2 separate regions of the Homo sapiens genome follow, and region 1 is linked to region 2. The links are chromatin loops, found by intact Hi-C in ENCODE. Cell type or tissue: PC-9. All regions are shown on one strand. Links, peaks and the distances in the headings refer to the core of each region. The heading gives the core; the rest is flanking DNA. Region 1 has its middle 38 kb from the start of WEE1. Region 2 has its middle 39 kb from the start of WEE1.

Region 1 (9,869 bases), core at 1,249-9,248, 77 kb before region 2:
CCGGCTGCGGTCTTGATGTCTATCTTTGTGTGTGTTTTGTAAATGAAGTCTCATGCATCAACAAAGCATGTGCTGGGGGCTTAGCGCCTGAGCTTACACACAGCTCCACCGGCTGCTGCCTCCCTGGAAGTGCTCTCACCACCACTGCCCCACCTGGCCTCTCCCTCCTTGCCCTCACCCTGCAACTGCTGCCACCCTCTAACCTTGGCAGGAGTCTGATCCCAGTTCAGGGAGGGTTGGGGCGTGGTGGTGGCCATCCCCACTCCAGGCTGGCAGCACCACAGTGCTCCTGGTGGACAATCAGCCTTAGTTGAGCCTTGAAAGGGGCAAGACTTTTGCCCAGCCCTTTACTGACAGTGTCCCAGTTCTGAGTTTTAAAGACACTGGTAGCCCATTTGCTGTAGGCTGAGGTGGCAGGCCTGTGGGAAGGGGAGACACCTGGAGGAAAGGGAACCTGGAACCTGTCAGACCCAACAGAGCACCTGCCCACAGGCATCTGTGAGGTCCCCTGCCCTGGAGGCTTTCTCAGCAGGCTCTGTGCCTGGAGGAATCCTCTCTTCCTCCTTCCAACTTTCCTGAGCCTGGCTTGTGTTTGTTGTGCCTTTGAACCAGCAGGAGATAACCCTTCTGGGATGAACCACAAAATTCAAATTGTATAATTTCAGTGATTCCAAATATGAGATAAATATTCTGATATTCACATTTAAAATTGGCATTGTATGATATAAAAGTGGAGGGTAAAATGCATGCCAAAATTTTTAATTTGTCGTTTTTCTTTTCTTTTTTTGAGACAGAGTCTTGCTCTGTTGCTCAGGCTGGAGTGCAATGGCGCGATCTCGGCTCACTGTAACCTCCGCCTCCTGGATTCAAGTGATTCTCCCGCTTCAGCCTCCCGAGTAAGTGGGATTACAGGTACCCGCCATCATGCCCGGCTAATTTTTGGTATTTTTGTAGAGACAGGGTTTCACTATTTGACCAGGCTGGTCTCGAACTCCTGACCTCAGGTGATCCACCTGCCTCGGCCTCCCAAAGTGCTGGGATTACATGTGTGAGCCACTGAGCCCGTCCTGTAGTTTTTCTTAGAATGACATTAAGTAGCAAATAAGCACCATGACAAGTCAAGAGAAAGACTATAAAAGAAGGAAAAAGCTTATGTCTACCATTTTGTGTATGTAATAAAATATACATAAAATATACCATTTTAACTATTTTTGAGTGTGCAGTGGTACTTAGTCAACCCTCTGTATCCATCAGTTCCACATCCCTGGGTTCCACATCCATGGAGTCAACCAACCATGGATCGAAAATATTCAGGAAAAAGGCTGGTGTGGTGGCTGACACCTGTAATCCCAGCACTTTGGGAGACCTAGGCAGGAGGATCACTTGAGGCCAGAAGTTCAAGGCCAGCCTGGGCAACATAGTGAGACCCTGTCTCTACAAAAAAAAGAAAAAATATATTCAGGGAAAAAAAGACTAAGTTCCAAAAAGCAAGCCTTGAATTTGCAAGGTACCAAGTACTATGTTGAATTCATAAGAATGATGTGTAGGCATTGTATTGGGTATTATAAGTAATCTAGAGATGAATTAAAGTATGCAGGAGGATGTGTGTAGGTTATATGCAAATACTATACCATTTATTATCAGGGACTTGAGAATCCATGGATTTTGGTGTCCTTGATGAATCCTAGAACGAATCCCCCTCCAATACTGCAGGACAACTGTACATTCACATTGTTGTGCAACCATCACCACCATCCATCTCCAGAACTTTTTCATCTCCCCAAACTGAAATTGTACCCATTAAACAATAATTCCACATCCTTCCTCATTCCAGTTCCTGACAACCACCATTTTATTTTATTTTATTTTATTTTTATTTTTTTCAGACAGGGTCTTGCTCTGTCACCCAGGCTAGAGTACAGTGGCATGATCTCGGCTAGAGTACAGTGGCATGATCTCGGCTCACTGCAACCTCCCCCTCCTGGGTTCATGCGATTCTCCTGTCTCAGCCTCCCAAGTAGCTGGGACTACAGGCACGTGCCACCATGCCCGGCTAACTTTTGTATTTTTAATAGAGACGGGGTTTTGCCATGTTGGCCAGGCTAGTCTTGAACTCCTGACCTCAAGTGATCTGCTTGCCTTGGCCTCACAAAGTGCTAGGATTACAGGCGTGAGCCACCGTGCCCAGCCACCATTCTATTTTCTGTCTCTATAAATTTGACTGTTGTAGGCGCCTCATATTATATTTGTCTTTTTGTGTCTGGCTTTATGTGTACCTTTAAAAGCAAGTTTTTCCTGTCTTTTGACCAAGAGGTTGCGTATTTTCATTTTTGCACGGAGCCGCACAGATTATGTAGCCTGTCCTGCTGAGGCGTGCGCTTCTATTAGCCCTTCTGTTTTTGCTGCAGATGTGTGACCTGTGTTTTGGGAATATATTATCTCTTGTTAGATTATGGGCTCCTTTAAGACAGCTGGGGATTTAAATTTCCCGGTAACTCCTGGAGGTCTTGCAGAGTAGCAGGGCACCTCTAGCTGTTCCCTCCAGTTCCAAACTCACGTGGCTTGAGATGTACAGAGAGATTCCTCAATTCTCCATGCAGGAGTTTCGTTTTGCTTCTAGAGCACGGCTAAACTGCAAGGACAGAAAATCTTGCTGAGAATGAAGAATGCTCAAAATTCAGGATAATTGCATGAATAGTTAAAATTGCCTGGCAAAAGCTTTTTCTGCTCACTTTTCTGCATTCAGACTGTGAAACAAAAATAGAATCTTGGGACCTCAAATTCACTAGGCCAAAGCTTGGGAACTGAGTCATGCAAACAAAAAAGCAAAAATAAAACAAAAATACGGCCTTTCTTTTGTTCCCAAAGAGCTGTAATTTCACATGCTCACCTTATCTTATAAAAAATGTAGATTGACTGAGCATGAGACTAATGCATAATTGACTTTTCCTCTACCCCTTTCTTTTTACATGTAAAACATAGACTCACTGAACTCTAACCGGAGCCTCACAAGAATGTAACCACTTGCCTCATTGCCTACCCACCCTCCTTTTTTTTTTTTCCCTTCCCCTCCTGCTTGCCCTTTCCTCTGTGAAAGGAAAATAAAAACTTGGGACCCTAATTTCACTATGCCAAAAGAAAAATATTAAGCTGAAAGCTGAATTATCCAAGAAGTTACTTTTCCTTTTGTTCCTAAGCAAGTAGCTACAGATAAAAAGTTAAGTATCTCCACAGAGCTACTCTATGTTCACCTTAGCTGCTACAAAGATGAATATATAATTGACTATTCCCCTACCTGCTCCTTTTCTCTTGCAACATGTGGATTCAGTCATGTGACCATACCCTCCGTCTTTCCCCTCCAGCCTGCTTTTCCCACTTTTAAATATTGAAGCCCTCAAAACCATATTTGGAGAAAGGCACAGACCTGTCTCCCAAGTGCACGTCCTTAACGCTGGCAACATAAATTTCTAAATTAATTGTTACCTATCTCAGATACTTTTTGGTTTACACCTCTTGAAATATTGAAGTTCCCCAAATCCTCTTTGGAAAAACACGGGTCACAGATCGTATTGTGACTTGGGTTTCTTTTTCCCAGGCACGTCCTCAGCCTTGGCAAAATAAACTTTGAATCAGTTGAGATCTGCCATGGTCATGTTTTGGTTTACAAGATGAAAGAAAATGAGATTCCAGCTCTAATGTCAATTCCAGATTTCTTCCCACTTTGCCTCACTGCTGCAGGGGTTCCCTGGCACGCACAGGTCACAGCACACAGAAGCCCCCCACAAGCCTAATCACTAATCTGCCCCAAAGCCCCCCAGCCTAGGAAAGGGATGTGGAAAACAGCTCTAATCTGGGTGCAGACTCAGTGCCAGTGCCCTTCACACAAATTCTGCAAATTCTAAAGAAAACCCAAAGTGGTAAAAAAAAAAAAAAAAAAAATCTCTGCTGCCCCAAGGGGTTTGGCTTATCTTTTTAAATAGGAAATCTTTACTCCAAGCCAGTGACAGGGCTTTTGTGCTGATGAGGGCCCTAGGAGCACAGTAGGTCCCGCTTGAGGGCAGCTCCCACACTCACCTGATGTTTTATTCAGCTAAAACTCATTAGGCATGTTTCCCCACTGCCTTAGGGCTTTTCTAATATCCTGAAATTGCTTCATGTTCTTTTAACCGAAAAAGCAGGGGCAACAGAAAAATGGGAGCGCTTCTTTTTTTTTTTACAAAGGTGGGCTTCACTGTTGGAAAGCTGGTGGAACCTTTGGGTATTTCAAAGCCAAAAAGAAAAGCAGCTGGTTAATGAATTAAAGGCAGGATGGTGGGCCTTGGGGTCCACCACCAGCAGGAGGCGCTGTGGAGGTCCAGGGAGCAATCCATCTGCTTGCTTCACCATTTCCTTCTGGGACAAATGAGCCAGCTGTGCCTTGATGGGGGCAGTCAAAACAAGGCAAGTGATGAGAAGAACCCTGACAGCCTCAGGCCATTGGGACATCACTAAAGAGGAAATGCCCTCACCAGACTAGTTTTGTCTCCTTGCACAATCTGGCAGCCTCTTTTGGTTTTATAGCCAGTGTTGACCAAGATGATACTTCCAGGAGTAGCTCAGATTTGGCTTCCTGAGACGCCAGTTGCAATCCTGTGACAAGAAGGTGCTGAGAACTAATCATTCTCACACAGGCACTTCCAGGGCAAATCTCTGCCAGGCCTAAGGAGTCTCCGGCCCCAGCCACTCATTCCTAGCAACATTCCACACTCTTTGTTTTGTTTTTGAGATGGAGTCTCGCTGTGTTGCCCAGGCTGGAAGTGCAGTGGCACGATCTCGGCTCACTGTAACCTCTGCCTCCCAGGTTCCAGCAATTCTCCTGCCTCAGCCTCCTGAGTAGCTGGGAATACAGGCATGTGCCACCACGCCCAGCTAATTTTTGTATTATTCGTAGAGATGGGGCTTCACCGTGTTGGCCAGGCTGGTCTTGAACTCCTGACCTCAGGTGATCCACCTGCCTCAGCCTCCCAAAGTGCTGGGATTACAGGCATGAGCCACCAGTCCCGGTCTTTTTTTTTTTTTCTGTTTGTTTTTGAGATGGAGTTTCGCTCCTGTTGCCCAGGCTGGAGTACAGTGGCACGATCTCGGCTCACTGCAACCTCCGCCTCCTGGGTTCAAGCGATTCTCCTGCCTCAGCCTCCTGAGTAGCTAGGACTATAGGCGCCTGCCACCATGACCCCCTAATTTTTTGTATTTTTAGTAGAGACAGGGTTTCACCATGTTGGCTAGGCTGTCTCGAACTCCTGACCTCAGGTGATCCACCTGCCTCGGCCTCCCAAAGTGCTGGGATTACAGGCATGAGCCACTGCACCCGGCCCATTCCACACTCTTAAACCCAGTCTTAAGGTGAGGCCAGGCTGCTGCCGTATTTGCCGTTCTGCATGCCTTCTACAGTCTTAGGAGAAGGTCTACATGGTCACCTTCCTTCATCCCCACAGGGAAAGTCACTTGCTCATCCACAGGCAGAGCCCTGTCCAGGGCTCCAGTGTCAACCATGACTGGAGACAATAGGCTGTCAATAGATTCTATCCCAAGTTCTTGGACAAGAAATTTTGGAATAAATGCCAAACTTATAGGATAAATGCCAAATTCTTGTCCAAGAACTTGGGATAGAAGCCCCATTGCTGCCCTGCCCTTGGACCCAAGTCTAATAAGTGGGCTCTGACATTGTTCTTGAGGATTGACTCTGCCTTGATCACCTCTCCTGGCCCCCAGACTTGCTAAACTGTGGCTATGTTTATCCCAGCAAAACTCCACAGGACTCAGAGTTACTGAAATCCAGCCTGGTAGCAAGGGGTCTTATTCAAGGGGTCTTATTCCTACCATGACTCCTCTCTCCTCCTGCCCCTGAATTCTCTACCCTTCAGAGGAGCTTTTTTTTGTTTGTTTTATTTTATTTTATTTTAATCCTATGACACTACTTTTTTGCCTGATTGCCACTGTTAATTTTTATTTTTATTTGAGACAGGCTGGGGTGCAGTGGTGCAATCTCTGCTCACTGCAACCTTTGCCTCCTGGGTTCAAGTGATTCTTATGCCTCAACCTCCCGAGTAGCTGGAACTACAGGCGTGCGCCACCATGCCCGGCTAATTTTTGTATTTTTAGTAGAGACGAGGTTTTGCCGTGTTGGCCAGACTGGTCTCAAACTCCTGGCCTCAAGTGATCTTCCCACCTTGGCCTCTCAAAGTGTTGGGATTACAGGCGTGAGCCACCGTGCCTGGCCTGCCGCTGTTGACTATGTCTTCAGATACACAGTGTTGCATGAGGGACCAATAAATCACAGGAAAGATATAGAAATGGCAGTTTAAACATATCAAAAAATGCATAACCTCACTTATAATAAGATAAATTAATATTAAAACTATACCAAAATTATTTCAAAAAGTTTTTTAAAGTTTAAAAAACCTATACTGGGCTGGCTGCAGTGGCTCACGCCTGTAATCCCAGCACTTTGGGAGGCCAAGGTGGGCAGATCACGAGGTCAGGAGATCGAGACCATCCTGGCTAACACGGTGAAACCCTGTCTCTACTAAAAATACAAAAAAATTAGTCGGGCGTGGTGGCAGGTGCCTGTAGTCCCAGCTACTCGGGAGGCTGAGGCAGGAGAATGGCATGAACCTGGGAGGTGGAGCTTGCAGTGAGCCGAGATGGTGCCACTGCACTCCAGCCTGGGTGACAAAGCGAGACTCCATCTCAAAAAAAAAAAAAAAAGAAAAAAGAAAAAACTTATATGAAATCCCATTTTTCACCCATAGAATCGGTAAATATCAAAAAAGTTGATAATGTTGTTGGCAAAGATGCAGGAAAATAGGTTTTTGTTTTGTTTTGTTTTTTTGAGACAGTTTATTGCCCAGGTTGGAGTGCAGTGGTGCGATCACGGCTCCCTGCAGCCTCAACCTCCCAAGTTCAAGTGATTTCCCCACCTCATCCTCCTGAGTGGCTGGGACTATAGGTACAAACAACCACACCCAACTGATTTTTAAATTTTCTTTTTTTTTTTTTTTTTTTAGACGGAATCTCGCTCTGTTGCCCAGGCTGGAGTGCAGTGGTGCAATCTCCACTCACTGCAACCTCCACTTCCCAGGTTCAAGTGATTCTCCTGCCTCAGCCTCCCAAGTAGATGGGATTACAGGCATTTGCCATCACACCGAGCTAATTTTTGTATTTGGTCTCGAAATCCTGGGCTCAAGCCATCCTCCTGCCTCAGCTTCCCAAAATGCTGGGATCACAGGTTTGAGCCACCATGCCTGACCAGGAAAATGATTGTTTTGTCTGAGACAGGGTCAGGCTCTGTCTCCCAGGCTGCAGCATAATGGCGTGATCTGGGCTCACTGCAACCTCTGCCTCCTGCGCTCAAACCATCCTACCATCTCAGCCTCCTGAGTAGCTGGGACTACTGGTACGTGCCACCAAGCTCTGCTAAATTTTTTTTGTTGTTGTTGTATATTTGGTAGAGATGGCGTTTCACCATGTTGGCAAGCTGGTCTCAAAACCTGCTGGGCTCAATTGATCCTCCCAGCTCGGTCTCCCAAAGTGCTGGGATTATAGATGTGAGCCACTGCACCCGGCCAAAAATAGATTTAAATTGCATATATCCTTTAATTTGGCAATTCTTCTTCTAATACTGTATTCTAAGGATATATGAGCAGCATTGCTCATAATAGCAAAAGTTTGAAAACAGCCTAATGGAGAGCTGTTTAGATAAATCATGGGAAAAGTCGTGCTGCCCCAGGCTCTTCTGGAGCTCAGCACTGTGTGGGAAGCTGCTGGGTAAGTTGCTCTTGGGTGCAAGGTGTAGTAGGCTGAATAATGCCCCCACCAAATATGTCCATATTCTAATCCCCAGAAGCTGTGAATCTTATTTTATTTTTATTTTTGATTAGAGACAGTGTCTTCTTGCTCTATAACCCAGGCTGGAGTGCAGTGGCTTGATCATAGATCACTGCAGCCTTGACCTCCCGGGCTCAAGCAATCCTCTGGCTCAGCCACCTAAGTAGCTGGGACTATAGGTGCACACTAACATGCCCAGCTTATTTTTTGTTTGTTTGTTTGTTTTTGAGACAGAGTCTTTCTCTGTTGCCCAGGCTGTAGTGCAGTGGCGTGATCTCAGCTCACTGCAACCTCCACCTCCCAGGTTCAAGCGGTTCTCCTGCCTCAGCCTCTGGAGTAGCTGGGACTACAGGCACATGCCACCACATCTGACTAATTTTTGTATTTTTCATAGAGATGGGTTTTTTGACACAGGATCTCACTCCGTCACCCAGGCTGAAGTGCAGTGGCACAAACCCGGCTCACTGCAGCCTCCACCTCCTGGGCTCAAGTGATCTTCCCCCAGCCTCCTGAATAGCTGGGACCACAGGTTCATGCCACCATGCCAGGCTAATTTTTAAAATTTTTTTAGAGACAAGGTCTCACCATCTTGCTCAGGCTGGTCTCAAACTCCTGGGCCCAAATGATCCTCCCACCTTAGCCTTCCAAAGTGTTAGGATTACAGGCGTAAGCCACTGCGCCCGGCCTGATCTGTTTTTGAGTAAATAAAATTATTATTTGTTTTAAAGAAATAAAATGACAAGCCCTCCACCTCAAGCAAATAACAGTTTGAAAAAGATTTTCTATCTTTGGTCATCAAATTTGAACTACAGTTCTTAAATATAAGGCTCATATAAGTTGATTATAATAAAGTAGTTTGAATTTAGGCTCCAATGTTAGGTTTGAAGTGGAAAAGTAGGATTGGTTTTCAGCAACTTTTTTTTTTTTTTTTTTTTTGAGACGGAGTCTCACTCTGTAGCAATGTTTTCTTTCAGGATGGGTGGACTTCTTGTTTGGGTTACTTATCTTTATCCTCTGAATATCCAACTATTCTCATTGTCAGGACTCCACTCAGAGGTACCCATAAACAGAAAGGACCCACTGGCCACTTCTCCAGGACAGCAAGGTAGTGGACATGCACAAGGACCTTGCCCCTGTTCAGATCCATGAAAGAAGTGCTGTGCCTCCCTTGACTTGATAAAGAAGGAGCCAATTTCTTCCCAGTTTCCTCGAGAACTCACAGGTGACAAAACAACTTCAGCCCCTATGTCCACAGTGTGTGCTATTATACTTTGCCTGGAGAGGAAAAACCTGTTATCCTTAACTACCCTCACTGGCTCTTCTCTTCCTCACTGAGTATCAGAAGACCAAGAGGAGAAAATAAAGCTTGCTAGTTTCTTACCCATACTGTTATTCTATGAGTAAAGACCCACTCATTCAAAGAAAACCAATCTGTTTCTAGCTCCACTCCTGAAACTAGGAAGTTGGTCCTTAGCCTGATGAAGTCAACCTCTTGGAGAAATTTTTAAGTTCTTTTTTATTTATTTATTTTTTATTATTATACTTTAAGTTTTAGGGTACATGTGCACAATGTGCAGGTTAGTTACATATGTATACATGTGCCATGCTGATGCGCTGCACCCACTAACTCATCATCTAGCATTAGGTATATCTCCCAATGCTATCCCTCCCGCCTCCCCCCACCCCACAACAGTCCCCAGAGTGTGATGTTCCCCTTCCTGTGTCCAGGTGTTCTCATTGTTCAATTCCCACCTATGAGTGAGAATATGTGGTGTTTGGTTTTTTGTTCTTGCGATAGTTTACTGAGAATGATGATTTCCAATTTCATCCATGTCCCTACAAAGGACGTGAACTCATCATTTTTTATGGCTGCATAGTATTCCATGGTGTATATGTGCCACATTTTCTTAATCCAGTCTATCATTGTTGGACATTTGGGTTGGTTCCAAGTCTTTGCTATTGTGAATAATGCCGCAATAAACCTACGTGTGCATGTGTCTTTA
Region 2 (9,869 bases), core at 769-8,768:
ACATGCATGCACCACCACGCCCGGCTTATTTTGTATTTTTAGTAGAGATGGGTTTTCTCCATGTTGGTCAGGCTGTTCCCGAACTCCTGACCTCAGGTGATCTGCCCGCCTTGGCCTCCCAAAGTGCTGGGATTACAGGCGTGAGCCACTGTGCCCGGCCGCCTGGCTAATTTTTTTTATTATTATTAATTTGTAGTTTTTGTAAGCAAGATACAGGGTCTTGCTTGGTTTCTCAGGCTGATCTCGATCTCCTAGGATTAAGTGATCCTCCCACCTCAGACTCCCAAATGTTCTTTATTATCGACACCAGTTTGAACTGGATTTTCTGTTACCATGCCTTACCTGAGAGCATCCCAGCTGAGAGAAACAAACCTTAGACATCCCTTTGCCCCATTAGCTCCCACCCATCTTCCGGGACCAAGGTATGTATGGGGGCTGGGCATGTGTAGATTCTGGAGTTCTCAGCCCTCAGTGGACTGTGATTCTGAAGGCAGCTGGATGTAAACTGTGAGTCGGGGAGGGGGTCAGCTTTCTCTGTCAGAGACTATTTGACCCCCAGCCCCTATCTTGGTGACTCAGACATTTAGTTGTATTTTGTAGAATCTTTTGCATGACCACACCTGACTTTCTTAGTAATCTCCCTAAATTAGTTTTCTGTTAATAAGAATGTTTCTTGTCTCTGATCCATACCACGTGGTTATTATGTGCTTTTCCTTCCCACTCTTATTCATTCAGTGAATATTTATCAAGCGTCTACCAGGTGGCAGGCACCATTCTGGGCACTGGGGATACATCAGTGAACAAAATAGACAACAATCCATGCCCTTGGGGCTTATAGGATTACATTCTAATAGGGAGATATAGACAATAAACAAAATAAACAAGTAAAAAATATATAACTTTAAACAGTGATAAAATGGGCCAGGCATGGTGGCTCACTCCTGTAATCTTAGTGCTTTAGGAGGCTGAGGTGTAGGATTGCTTGAGGATCAGAGTTTGAGACCATCTTGGGGAACATAGTGAGAGCCCTGTCTCTACAAAAAATAAAAATAAAAAATTAGCCAGGCATGGTGGCACATGCCTGTGGCCCTGGGAGGATGGGGCAGGAGGACTGCATGAGCCCAAGAGTTCAAGGCTGTGGTGAGCTATGATCACGCCACAGTACTCCAGCCTGGGTGGTAGAGCAAGACCCTGTCTTGAAAAAGGCAATAAAATGCTAAAGTGGAAAATTCAAATCAGGGAGTTTTTGTGTGTGTTTATTTTAGATAGGTTGTATAGGGAAGGCCTCACTCAGAAAGTTGCTTTGGCTTTTGTGTAAAGACCTCAACAAACTGAGACGTGGACCACGGATGACTATGGAGGGGAAGATCACTCTCAGTAGAGGGAACAAGTCCAAGGGCCTTGAGGTGGGCACATGTCTGGTGTGTTTGAGGAACGGCAAGGAGGCCAATTCGACCCAGAGGGGTGATGGAAGGGTAGAGTAGGAGGTCACAGAGGTGATGAAGCTGGTCACATGGGGCCTTGTGACTTGCTGTTAGTTGGCTGGGTGTGGTGGCTCACACCTGTAAACCCAGCACTTTGGGAGGCTGAAGCCGGTGGATCACTTGAGGCCAGGAGTTCGAGACCAGCATTGGCAACATGGTGAAATCCTGTCTCTACTGAAAATACAAAAATTAGCCAGGTGTGGTGGCGCATGCCTGTAATCCCAGCTACTTGGGAGGCTGAGGCAGGAAAATTGCTTGAACCCTGGAGGCAGATGTTGCAGTGGGCCGAGACGGTACCACTGTACCCCAGCCTGAGTGACAGAGTGGGACTCTCTCTCAAAGAAAAAAAAAAAAAAAAAAGAATTGCCTTGCAATTAGTTGTTAGAGAAACTACATTGTGTGTGTGGGGGAGGGGATGGCAGATGGAAAATAAATGGTCAGTTTTGGGCATTTAATTTTTTTTTGAGACAGGGTCTTGCTCTGTTGCCCCGGCTGGCATGCAGGGGTGTAATCATGGCTCACTGCAGCCTCAACCTCCCTGGCTGAAGTGATCCTCCTGCCTTATCCTCCTTAGTAGCTAGAACTTACAGGCATGTCCCAACACGCCTGGCTAATTAAAAATTTTTTTTTGTAGAGACAGGGTGTTGCTGTGTTGCCCAGACTGGTCTTTAACTCCTAAACTCAAGGGATCTGCTCGCCTCTGCCTCCCACAGTGATGAGATTACAGGTGTGGGCCATGGTGCCCAGCTGGGACATTTAAATTTGCAGTGCCTATCAGACATCTAAGTGGAGAGGTCAAGAAGACAGGTGCATATCTGAGTCTGGAGTTCAGGGTTGAGGTTCAGGTTAGGGATTTATTTGAGGCTCACTAGAAAAGTGATGGTAATTAAAACTACAAAACTGGCTGGGTGCAGTGGCTCACGCTTGTAATCCCAGCACCTTGGGAGGCTGAGGCGGGTGGATCACTTGAGGTCAGGAGTTTGAGACCAGCCTGGCCAACATGGTGAAACCCTGCCTCTACTAAAAATACAAAAATTAGCCGGGCATGGTGGCAGGTGCCAGTAATCCTAGCTACTTGGGAGGCTGAATCGCTTGAACCCGGGAGGTGGAGGTTGCAGTGAGCTGAGATCGCGCCATTGCATTCCAGGCTGGGCGACAGAGCAAGACTCTGTCTCAGAAAAAAAAAAAAACAAAAAACAAAAAACAAAAAAACTACAAAACTGGATAATCCCACTCAAGACTTTTTGCCTTTATTGTGATGACCGTTTTTCTGAGCTGTGACAGTACTTTAATTCACATGTTTAGATATTATTTAGAAAAGGACTGAGCATGCTGCAAATGAAGACATAACATTTCATGTCTGGCAGACTCTAGCTTTGAGAAGAGGATGGGGTGAAGCAAACTTTTGGCAATGTCACCTTCCACTGAGGTTAAGTTTTTGTTTAGTTAAGATAAGAAACAGGTATTTGACTATATTGCTTCTGCTTAATACATTTCTTGTGGGTCTTAATATGTATATAAAGTAAGTTAATTTAAACATTTCTTCCGTGTTACTGTGTGCATGGTTAAAAGGCAATCAGTTGATGTTCTACTACAGTATGATCTTGCCTCAAGGTCACTATATTTTCTGTTCCCTTTGCCTGGATCACTCTTCCCACAGGTGTGAATGAGGTTTGCTCCCTCACTTCATTCGTGTTGCTCTGTTCAAATGTCATCTTATCAGGGAGGCTTACCCTGACTAACCAAGCTGATGCAATTAGCACGTCCCATTGCTCATGGTTCTATTTTTCTTCCTACCGCTACCACCACCTTGCATCATGTATATTTGTTTCTTTGTTGTCTCTTCCCTCCATTATAGTGAGATCTTACAGTAGTATTTAATCTGCAATAGGAACTCCCTAATAGCTGTTTGTTGAATAAATGAAGATCACTATATTGCTATTCAAAAGAGTTGTATGGGCCGGGCGCGGTGGCTCACACCTGTAATCCCAGCACTTTGGGAGGCCAAGGTGGGTGGATCACATGGCGAAACCCTGTCTCTACTGAAAACATAAAAATTAGCTGGGTGTGATGTCACGCGCCTGTAGTCCCAGCTACTTGGGAGGCTAAGGCAGGAGAATTGCTTGAACCTGGGAGGCGGAGGTTGCAGTGAGCCGAGATTGCGCCACTGCATTCCAGCCTGGGCAACAGAGCAGTGGAGTTTGAGACCAGCCTGATAAATATGGTAAAACCCCATCTCTACTAAAAATACAAAAATTAGCAAGGTGTGGTGACATGTGCCTATAGTCCCAGCTACTCAGGAGGCTGAGACAGGAGAATCACTTGAACCTGGGAGGCAGAGGTTGCAGTGAGGCAACACTGCACTCTAGCCTGTGCAACAGAGCAAGACTCCGTCTCAAAAAAACCAGATAGAGTTGTATGAAGCAATGGTGACTATTATTTTACCATGCTGCTAACATTATGCATTATTTTTTTTCTGTTTTTCTATTATATTTTTTTCTATTTATTTTTACAGAAACAGCGTCTCACTATTGCCCAGGTTGGAGTGCACTGGTGTGATCATAGCTCACTGTAACTCTCAGGCTTAAAGGGATCCTCCCACCTCAGCCTCCCAAGTAGCTAAGACTACTAGAGCACAGCACCATGCTGGACTAATTTTTAAATTTTTTGTAGTGACAGGGTCTCACTCTGTTGCCCAGGCTGGTCTCCAACTCCTGGCCTCAAGGGAACCTCCTGCCTTGGCCCCCAGTGAACTGATATTACAGGCATGAGCCACTGCATCCAGCCTGCATTATAATTTTAAAACATTTTTGCTACTTTAGTAGATGTAAGGTGTTATGTCATAACTGTTTTAAGTTTAAAGTTTCTGATTATCAATGAACGTTTTCCCCATGCACTTGGGTATGACTTTTATTTCTTATTGTGAATTACAGTGCATGTTTACCTTCTTTGTCTATTTAGCAATTGGTACCTTGATTGTTTTTATATATATAAACAAGCTTTTTTTGGGTGGGGGGGATGGAATCTTGCTCTGTCACCCAGGCTGGAGTTCAGTGGTGCGATCTCGGCTCACTGCAACCTCCGCCTCCCGGGTTCAAGCGATTCTCCTGCCTCAGCCACCCAAGTAACTGGGACTACAGGCGTGTGCCACCACACCCAACTAATTTTTGTATTTTTAGTAGAGACGGGGCTTTCACCATGTTGGCCAGGCTGGTCTCGAACTCCTGACCTCAGTTGATCCACCCGCCTTGGCCTCCTAAAGTGCTGGGATTACAGGCGTGAGCCACTGCACCTGGCCTATAAACAAGCTTTTATACATTTCAGGTAGTATTTGCTTGTCACTTGGTGCAGACATTTTTCTCAATCTGTTGTCTTTTTAAAATTCTGTCCAGTTTTTGTATTTTTGAACGTTAGTCTTCCTTTGTTGTTTCTTCTGTTGTTTCAAAGTTTTGAGAACGCTGACGTTTATCCATAAATATAACTGCCTTATCCTATTAAATATATAGTTTCTATGGCTGTTCTTTAAAATATTTAGCACTTTAATCCACTTGGTGTTTATTTTGAAATACGATGTGAAACACATTTTTGTCCTCCAAATTTTCATTCATTTATCTGCGCATTCTTTACATAGTTCATCTTTTCTTACTGCCGTGTTTGGGAATGTTATTTTACTATGTATCCCATCAGGATTAATGCGTGTGTTTGTTCAGTCTCATTCCTTTCCGTTGATCTCAGCTTCTATTTTTGTTTCTGCTCTTAGTCACTGCCCAGCAGCGCCAAAGGAACATCCCGCCCCCTGCAGGCAGCTGGTGTCCCCACAACCTGGGAAGCCTGGGGCAGGGCCTCAGGGGACTCCTGGTGTTAGTCCTCCGAGCCCGGGTGGACGTGTCGCTCTGTCCCTGCGGGAGGATTCGGGGCCCCTTTGACAGGCCTCCTTCTATGCCGGTTTCCTGGGGCCTCGAGCTTCCTGGGTTCCACGTCTCTAGTAACCAGTAGAGACGGGCCTTTACCCTGCCGTTGGGTGGGGACTGTCCCCTTCTGGGCTCTTCCTTTCGGGCCTTTCCACCTCTCCGACCCCAGGGCATTCGCCCCACCACGTTGCCGGCACAGTGCTGGCTCCGCGGCCCGCGGTTCTGGCAGTCAGCGCGGAATGCCATGGCACCGAGCCTCTGTGTCTAGATGAGTTCTGGGCGCTGATTTTCCAGGTCACTCGGAAGCTGCTCTCTGGGCCCGCCTGTTTCCCTTCCCTTTGCCTCCTTGTCCCGCTTCCCTCGCAGTATACCACTCACTGTACCCCTCCTAAAAAGGACCACTGCAGGAAGCGTTATTGAAGCAGACACGGTTCAAACACGAAAAACAAACTCTTCTTTATTCAACAGATGTGCACGAATCTATTGTGTGTTAGATACGGGTAAGTTTCTGATAAGTCGTGCACTGAGCCAGTCCGGGCTCCTAGAACCGCGTTTACGTGCCGAAGTCTCAATCAGATTAAGAGCGTCTGGGGAGAGCGGGGCGGGGATAGAAGGAGGTGTTGGGGCTAGGGGTAGGACTGTTCTGGAGGCGTGGGTAAGGGGGAGTGGGCTGTGCTGTGCGCCCCTCCCCTCGCTATCTCCCCATTCATCCGCAGACCCGGGGCCCCACGCGCCGCTCCTGGGCAGGGCCGTGCACCCGGAAGGCGCCGAGGCGCGCCCAGCAGAGGGAGCATGCGGGCAGGGCATTCCGCGGGTACCCGCGGAGCAGGACGGCCACCCACGCCGGGGCCCCTGGGGCTCCACCCAGGACGCACACCCGGAGAGACCCAATGACTGCGTTTCGCACCTGGGCGCAAGCTGGTTACTGGGCACGCGCTGACAACCCACATCTGGAAAACCCGGTCCTAACTGGAGAATAAAACTTAAATGCACGTGAACTCACCGGCAGCTGAACATTTCCGTGAGAAAACCCCTAAAAGCCGGCACCGGCTCCGGTGGGGCCACAGAGTCTCTGGAGCGAGGCTCTCTCCAATGCCTGGGCCCTGGGACCGAGCAACTGTCCCAGTAGAATCCCTTTCGGGCTTTGTTGCAGGGATAGGGGATTCTTTTTAACGTGTTCCTTGGCTTGCACAGGCATTTACTGGTCCTCTGGAGATCACATATAACAGGAAGTCTCTAAATTCAGTATTTCTTTTAAATGAAGTTGTATTTATTCATCACATTTCTATCAGTAGACTTGAAAAACAGCGTACACGTTTTATACATTGTATGTAGGACATTGTATTTATTCAGGTCCATCAGAGAGTCTTAATCTGGGGTATGGGGACAACTAGGAGTGGATAGGATTCAGGGAGCCCATGAAACTCCTGAGATTGTTTCATATTTTAGGGCAAATGTGCAATTTTTCTGGGAAGAAGTTCTGTCGTTTTTATGATTACCAGGGTTCATAACCTTAGTTTGGTTAAGAAATGCTGGTCTAAGGTCAATGCTCAGCAGGTTTATGGATTCAGAACTCATTGCACTAGCACTGAAGCCCCCTTGAGGGCCCGAAGCCCCCATTCTGGACCCCTGCAGGAGAATTTGGTTCTCCAGTGAAGGTCACTAGAGCCTGGACTTGATTTTCTCTCCCTACAGGAAGGCCCCCCAAAACTCCAAGGGGCACAGTTGTTTTCGTTTTAAGGCCATATTAGGTTCAAGTAGATTTACTTCTGCATTTCTCTGTCTTAAATAGAAATAACTCTCTGGTGGGTATTTTCCCCTGGGTTAGTCATGCAAATACTCTATGCTTCACTTACTACCCATTTCAACCTCTGGGACAGCCCTTCTGCACAGACCTGGCCCAGGACCCTTCTGCCAACCACACATGGGAGTCTCTGGGGAACTTGGGTGCTGACTTCACTGGGCTGGGATTTTCCTCAACCAGTGTGCCCAGGGAGTTAAAACGTGTTCCTTTTATGGAAAAAAAGAGTATAAGTTTTTTGTTTGTTTGTTTGTTTGTTTTTACTTGTGAGGAATAAAAGATTACAAAACTACCCATAATCCCCTTAATAGGCCTAACACAATAACCAATTTTGTTTTAAATCTCAGCTTTCCTATGTGTATGTATTTTGCATTGTTGTGATTATAGCAGTACTGTATGTAATTATATATTGAGTTGCTCTGTTTTGCAATTGATGGTACTACTTTTCCGTAACATACTATAAGCATTTTACTGTCTTTGTAATTAGTGTTTTTAATTACTGTATACTTTTCTTTTCTTTTCTTTTCTTTTTTTTTTTTTTGAGACGGTGTCTCACTCTGTTGCTCAGGCTGGAGTGCAGTGGCATGATCTCGGCTCACTGCAACTTCTGCCTCCCAGGTTCAAGCGATTCTCCTGCCTCAGCCCCCCAAGTTGCTGGGACTACAGGCATGTGCCACCACATCTGGCTAATTTTTGTATTTTAGTAGAGACGGGGTTTCACCATGTTGGCCAGGCTGGTCTCGAACTCCTGACCTCAGGTGATCTGCCCGCCTTGGCCTCCCAAAGTGCTGGGATTACAGGCATGAGCCACTGCACCCAGCCAATTACTGTACACTTTTCTACCCCACAAGCACACTTTATCATTTCCCTTTGTTGTACAATTGCATCGGTTCCAGGTTATTTAATGTGTGTGTGTGTGTGTGTGTGTGTTTGTGTGTATGTGTGGTAGTGGTGGTGGTGTGTCATGAACGTTGTGCTCATGCTGAGGTCTCTTCTTTTCCCTAGCCAGTTTCTGATGTCATGAACTCTCAAGTTCCAGAGAAGTCATGCTTTCAACATTAATTTAAATATACATATATAGTCAGGTACTGGTAAGTGTAACAGAGAGAGATGAAGCAAGGTAAGGGAGATGGGATGTACTTTGGAGTAGAGCCAGGACTTGACTTTCCCTACTTATAGACTGTCCCTCCCTCAGACCCCAGAAAAATTCCAAGGGCATAGTTGGTTTCATTTTACAGCCAAGTTAAGTTCAAGTAGATTTACTTGATAAGTAGACCTTTTTGATAAGTTGACATTTGAGCAGAGACATGAAGGAAATGAAGAAGTAACCTTTTTGCAAATCTGGGAAAAGGGCTTTCTCTCTCTCTCTTTTTTTTTTGAGAGAGGGTCTTGCTCTGTTTCCCAGGCTACAGTGCAGTGGTGCTATCATGTCTCATTGCAGCCTCAACCTCTCAGGCTCAAGCAATCCTCCGGTCCCAGCCTTTCAAGTGGCTGGGACTACAGGTATACTCCACCACATTTAGCTAATTTTTTTTTCTTTTTTTGTAGCGATGGGGGGTCTCATTATGTTGCCCAGGCTGGTCTCAAACTCCTGAACTCAAGAGATCCTCCTGCCTTCGCCTCCCAAAGTGTTCGAATTACAGGTGTGAGCCATTGTGCCTGGCTGGGGAAACTGCTATCTAGGCAAAGGAAACATGATTGCAAAGGCCTTGAGGTAGAAGTGTGCTTGGTGTGTTGAAGGAGGCCAGTGTGACAGGAGTGGAGTGGGCCAGGAGGAGTGAAAGCTGTTTTGAGTAGGAAGGTGAGTCGTAAGTGGTGGGCCCACACCCTGTGAGGCCTATAGGCTTTCACTCTGAGAAGAAGAGCTGTTAAAGGGTTTTGTGCAGAGGAATGAGATACTCTGATTTTAAAAGAATGAATGTGTCGATGGAGAACAGACAGCCAGAGTTTGGAGATTGTTACAATAATCCAGGCAAGAGATGAAGCCCTTCTTTGGAGTGGGACATGGTGGTGTGAGTGATAGGGATAGCCTGGGGATGGGGTTTTTTTTGTTTGTTTTTGAGATGGAGATTCACTCTTGTTGCCCAGGCTGGAGTGCAATGGGACGATCTTGGCTCACTGCAACCTCCGCCTCCCTGGTTCAAGCGATTCTCCTGTCTCAGCCTCCTGAGTAGCTGGGATTACAGGCATGTGCCACCACGCCTGGCTAATTTTGTATTTTTAGTAGAGATGGGGTTTCTCTTGGTTGGTCAGGCTGGTCTCTAACTCCTGACCTCAGGTGATCTGCCAATCTTGGCCTCCCCAAGTGCTGGGATTACAGGTGTGAGCCACCATGCGTGGCCCTAATTTTTGTCTTTTTAGTAGACGGGGTTTCACCATGTTGGCCAGGTTGGTCTCGAACTCCTGACCGCTGGTGATCCACCCACCTCAGCCTCCTAAAGTGCTGGGATTACAGACGTGAGCCACAGCGCCCTGGGGACGGTTTTAATAGGATTTGTTGATGGTTTAGAAGTCAGAAAGGGAAGAGTCAAAGATGACATCAAGCTTTAGGAAGAATGGAACTGCTATTGTGTTTTCTGAGTTTTGTTGTTGTTTGTTCATTTGCTTGTGTTCTGTGTAGGGAGATGGGGAATTAGGAATTTAGTTTTGAACATATTAAATTTGAGATGCCTG

Evidence for each region. Hi-C counts contacts between places; a loop is a spot of excess contacts. Peaks named below come from ENCODE experiments on the same cell type or tissue, not always from the same donor. Only the 100,000 strongest peaks of a DNase experiment are listed, where the experiment ranks them.
Region 1: a loop joins it to region 2, with 13 times the contacts of the local background. A loop is called at or near these places in 60 of 110 quality-filtered maps.

What each region holds. Positions count from the first base shown.
Region 1 is chr11:9,530,945-9,540,813 of GRCh38, forward strand. No RefSeq gene overlaps it. Among named protein-coding and RNA genes, the nearest start is that of WEE1, 38 kb to the right of the region's middle. In PC-9, for the core only: CTCF peaks have their summits at 4,317 (motif pointing right) and 4,517; a DNase peak (open chromatin) is centred at 4,507; H3K27ac peaks cover 1,927 bases.
Region 2 is chr11:9,608,069-9,617,937 of GRCh38, forward strand. No RefSeq gene overlaps it. Among named protein-coding and RNA genes, the nearest start is that of WEE1, 39 kb to the left of the region's middle. RefSeq lists enhancers at 2,082-2,609, 5,154-5,843, 7,044-7,133, 7,404-7,553 and a silencer at 5,944-6,323. In PC-9, for the core only: CTCF peaks have their summits at 5,292 (motif pointing left), 5,491 and 6,185 (motif pointing right); DNase peaks (open chromatin) are centred at 5,203 and 6,103; H3K4me3 peaks cover 2,530 bases; H3K27ac peaks cover 3,938 bases.